Regions from separate parts of the Homo sapiens genome. Here region 1 is linked to region 2. Evidence: chromatin loops called from intact Hi-C (ENCODE). Cell type or tissue: GM12878. All regions are shown on one strand.

Region 1 (2,500 bases), 360 kb after region 2:
ATTGGCAGTCCCTGCATGATTGATAATTTGTAGATACAATATTATTGCATTTCTTTACATGTATTCATTTTCCTGAAGAGTATTATCTTGTGCTTTTAATAAAATAACATGTGAAAAATAAAAGCTTATTTTTTCTGCTTTTTCTCAGCATATATATATGTACATATATATGTACATATATATACATATATACATATATACATATACACACACACATATATATACATATATACATATATATACATATATACATATATACATATATATACATATATATACATATATACATATATACATATATATACATATATACATATATATACATATATATATATATTTTTTTTTTTTGATTCTGAAAAGGATCATCCTGTCAGAAATTCCCATACTGAATCTCTTCTCTGCTTTATTTTACCAAAGATATTGGTCCTTTTTTTCTCCAGACAACTCAACAAATATTTACTAAGTTCCTACAGTGTATCCAGCTATGGGCAGTACACTGTGGTATATAGTACAGTGCTTCCTCTCCAAATGCCAACAACGAAATAATAGCGTCTTTCAGTTTGTAAAGCACTTTTATATGCATAATTTCATATTATTCTCCCTCTAGTCTTTTGAAACAGAAAGTACAGGTATTATTTCCATTTTGTAGATGAGAAAACTAAGGCTTAGTAACTTACTCAAGATTCCACTGATGGAGATTTGTGGGTCCATTCTGTTTACTGACTCCAGTGTGTTCTGTGGTCTCCATATAACTCAGTTTGATTTTTCTCTCCTCCTCCTTTCTTCCATCCCCCACCCACCAAAAAAAAAAAAATTAACTGCATTTGATTTTTAGTTTTCTGTTTTTCAGATCAAATAAATGAGACTGTTTGAGGACTTTAAAATCCTGGCCCTAGAACCAGGCTAGATATTAAGCCTGTGTCTAAAGGAGCTTCACTTAACCTCTTTTCCCATTATAAAAAGATTAAGGCACTATGATTGCCTCTTCTCCAGTAAGCATTTCCCTCTGAGTGAGTGTCTGAGGAGCATGAAACATCTGTGGGCTTTGGGAAAATAAAAAGCATCTGACTGCTGAAATTATTGAGAGTAGAGAGGCTTTTGCAACTTTAATTCTTGTGGAGAACTGCCCCTCTCCTTGCTGTCCTCAGGCACAATATGGCTTTTGGGCCATCTGCCAGGTGGCCGCTCCCTGCTGTTCTGGGTTCTGCTTCCCCTGACTCACCGCAGGCCTGTGCTGGGGGTGCTTCCTGCTCGCACTGACTCATCCCGCAGCTGAAACAAGGCCAGCGGCCCAGGCGGTACTGTGTAGCTGCTGAGGACATTGTGCAGCACTGCAAGGGTGCCTCCATTCAGGGGCATTCCAGCAGCCAGACCTCTGGGCACCAAGGCACAGGGTCTGCTGGGAGAGGTCACAAACTGGGAAGTCCGGGGGTTGGTGACAGTGCCCAGAGTGCACAGAACACTTGGTAGCAACTCGAGCTTAGACCTAGAATATTGGAAGGCTACAGTCAAGACCAGAATGACCTCGCATTCTCTAGGACAAATGTTCATGTGCTAATTTTTTTTTTTTTTTTGAGATGGAGTCTCGCTCTGTGGCCCACGCTGGAGTGCAGTGGTGTGATCTTGGCTCACTGCAACCCCCGCCTCCCGGGTTCAAGTGATTCTCCTGCCTCAGCCTTCTGAGTAGCTGGGACTACAGGTGCTTACCACCACACCCAGCTAATTTTTGTATTTTTAGTAGAGTTGTAGTTTCACCATGTTGGCCAGGCTGGTCTCGAACTCCTGGCCTCAAGTGATCTGCCCACCTCGGCCTCCCAAAGTGCTGAGATTACAGGCGTGAGCCACTGCTCCTGGCCTGCTAATTTTTTTTTTTTTAACTTTCTATTATACTATAAATCAAGCTTTTCACCTACAGAGAAGTGGTGTGCCTGGAAGTGCCATGCATTTTTTTAACGCAAAATGTCCTTATTCATTTTTTGGATTCTTAAAATGGTATTTACTCATTATAAAATAAAATTTCAAACTAGAGATAATTTTAATGAAGTATATAAAAATCATATGAAACACTATAAATCAGGCAAAACAATGTCAGTGTTTGGGTGAACATCCTTCCTCATTCTAAACATGTTCCCAGTATCAAAGAAATATAGAAATGCCTATTTCCTTAGTACTATTATGCATATTTATTTCTCAGTGTTTCTGAAATTAGGCTTACAGTCAACGTATACATTGAATGTGGGGTTCCTTCCCCACACTCCAAGAGAAACTGCTCTTAGTATTTAAAGTCTTAAAATCATTTCTGTCAAAATACACTGTTTAATGTTGCACATAAATTGGATTATATATTTCTATTTTACAATGAGCCATGTATATCTTTTTATTCTCATATACTACGTCATTGTAATTTTTTTAACCAATTCCATATTTATAAACATTTAGGTATTTCCAAGTGTCAGTATTATAAAGAATACTACAGTGAACAGCCTTACATAGATGTATG
Region 2 (2,500 bases):
GAGGCGGGCGGATCACGAGGTCAAGAGATCGAGACCATCCTGGCTAACACGGTGAAACCCCGTCTCTACTAAAAATACAAAAAATTAGCCGGGCGCGGTGGCGGGCGCCTGTAGTCCCAGCTACTTGGGAGGCTGAGGCAGGAGAATGGCGTGAACCCGGGAGGCGGAGCTTGCAGTGAGCCGAGATCGCGCCACTGCAGTCCGGCCTGGGCAGAACAGCGAGACTCCGTCTCAAAAAAAAAAAAAAAAGGTAGATACTATCCTCTGTCAGAGCTGTTGGATAAAGAGACTGGAAAAATAGCACATATAAATTCATCTCACGAACGGTCTTACTGTAAGAGTTCAGGCTAGATTCGAATCTCTTCAATATTTATTAGCTGGGTGACCTTGGGCAAATGACAACAACTTTCGGGTGTTCTTATATGTAATTCGTAGCTAATAGTACCAGTACATTATGTGGTTTGCGAAGGTTTCATTCAGAAACTGGATGAGAAATATTGAATGCTTAGCATGTGTCTGATACATAGTAAGTGTTCAACATTAGCTATTATTATTTTATGATTATTTCAATGTAGCAGGGAAGACTTTTCACAGTTTTCACAAAGACAGCACATTCCCAGAAACCAAATTCCCCTGCTTGCCAGTGCCTTAAACACGTAAACACGTGGGACTCGTGGTGTCCCACGCAAGGCTGAGAACTGGTTATCTGGGGTGGTCTCTGCCTGTTTCCAGCCAAATCAGAAAAAATAAGAACACCTTAATTAAAGGTATGCGGTTTAAAGACCTGTTCTTTATTCTTAGGCTGCACTTTGTTGGATGTGAAATTCTTTGATGCAACAGTGGCCAAGGCTAAATAGGATTTCTCGTAAAGTGTTAGGCAAAAGTTAAAGTTGGCAAGCCTACTGTGGGCCCCGAAATTCGTGAAAACCCCAGGAAACAGAATTGACCTCAAACCCCTCTTCCCTTCCAATACAACGCAGGCCGAACGGACCCACCGGTGGCGGTGAGAGAGGTCCCGCGAGAGACCTCCGGGAACTCGGGCAACCGGACCAGGATTGGCGGCGGCAGCAGCAGCAAGGAGGCGGGGCCTAGACGGGGCCTGCCCCTCGCACGTGATCCTACCCGCCAACTAGCCCCGGCGCCCAGAGCATCAGCCAATCCTCAAAGCTTTGGAAGTACCTGCCCAGCAGTGCGGCTGAGCCAATGGGCGGCCTCCTTACAGGCTCCTGGAGATCGGGATTCGCGGGTCCTGCCGGCGCCGGTGGCTGACGAAAGAGGAACCGGTAGTGGTTGGCTGTGGGACCCCGGCACCCGGCTCCGCACCTGAGGGGAAATCCGCTGGAAAGCACTAGGGCCAAGCGGCTCCGGTAGGCGCGCGGCAGCAGAGGTGGTCCGCCGCCGGCAGCCGGGGCTTTGGTGGCCGCTGAAGGTTTGCGGCAGGAGGCCTTTGTGAAGTCAGTCGGCTCCAGGTCGCCCTCCGGATGCGGTCCCCACACCGCCTGCGTCACCTGGGTTGAGGGGCTCATTTGAAATACAGACTTCGCTACCCACCCCAGCCTGCTGAATCGGAAATGCAGCGGTGAGCCATAGGTGATTATTATGCACCCTTAAATTTAAGAATTAGTCATTCGGAGGTTTCTCTCAATGGCGAACTTGAAAATAAGTTCAGGAAACCAGACAATTGGAGCGGACCGACAGCCCTGATTCCAATGGTAAGAGCAGTGCGCTGGGTGTGATCTTTCTGCCAGCACCTTAAGGCCTCACTTAACCTCGGGACCTTAGTTGCATCATCTATAGAATGAAATGATTGCTCTCCGACCTACCTTCTCGTGGTGGTGATGTGATAATAAAAATTGAATAGTGAGCAACCCAGTGGGCTATGGAAATGTGTGGAAGATGGCATTTCTATTTCTCAGTGGGGCTCTTACCTATTACTCATCAACCTTGTAGGCAGAATTGACTGATGCAGCCTACACAGTATTTAATTACATAAATGGGACACCACCTATGTGCCCAACATGGGATTTGATAGGAAGGATTTGAAGGGGTTAGAGACAGGGAGACCAAATAGGAGTCTGCCCAGCCACCCAGCTTTCGGGTAATGTGCGTCTGGTCTTCAGGGCCAACAATAGAGAGAATGTGAAATTAAGTTGATGATGGAAATGAAAGAAGGAGGAATTGAAAGCTTCTCAACTAAGAAACCAGAAGACAAGCAACAAGAGAGCATCTCATGAAATCACACAACAGGGTAACTGAGTGGGTATTTCCTGTGAGCAGTTATAAAGTTAGATTGTGGACGGGTACGGTGGCTCATGCCACTTTGGGAGGCCGAGGCGCGCCGATCACCTGAGGTCGGGAGTTGGAGACCAGCCTGACCAACATGGAGAAACCCCTTCTCTACTGATAATACAAAAAAATTAGCCAGGCGTGGTGACGCATGCCTGTAATCCCAGCTACTCAGGAGGCTGAGGCAGGAGAATCGCTTGAACTCAGGAGGCGG

What was found. Hi-C counts contacts between places; a loop is a spot of excess contacts. Peaks named below come from ENCODE experiments on the same cell type or tissue, not always from the same donor. Only the 100,000 strongest peaks of a DNase experiment are listed, where the experiment ranks them.
Region 1: it touches region 2 in a loop (2.3-fold over the local background); 12 of 110 quality-filtered maps call a loop at or near these places.

The regions. Positions count from the first base shown.
Region 1 is chr10:103,907,203-103,909,702 of GRCh38, reverse strand. The region is part of intron 3 of STN1 (STN1 subunit of CST complex); the gene reads left to right. Among named protein-coding and RNA genes, the nearest start is that of STN1, 9.7 kb to the left of the region's middle. RefSeq lists a cis regulatory region at 1,280-1,282 and enhancers at 1,210-1,354, 1,406-1,535, 1,399-2,000. In GM12878, no CTCF peak of the experiment used is centred here; a DNase peak (open chromatin) is centred at 1,262; H3K4me3 peaks cover 557 bases; H3K27ac peaks cover 1,304 bases.
Region 2 is chr10:104,267,765-104,270,264 of GRCh38, reverse strand. GSTO2 (glutathione S-transferase omega 2) reads right to left here and starts at 1,081. Exons shown (of 7, transcript NM_183239.2): 1 at 996-1,081. It overlaps MIR4482 (microRNA 4482), which reads left to right and starts at 1,860; the gene lies at 1,860-1,929. It overlaps LOC124902497 (a long non-coding RNA gene), which reads left to right and starts at 1,348. Exons shown (of 2, transcript XR_007062284.1): 1 at 1,348-1,712. RefSeq lists enhancers at 1,202-1,541, 1,592-1,761, 1,772-1,831. In GM12878, no CTCF peak of the experiment used is centred here; a DNase peak (open chromatin) is centred at 1,224; H3K4me3 peaks cover 2,063 bases; H3K27ac peaks cover 1,859 bases.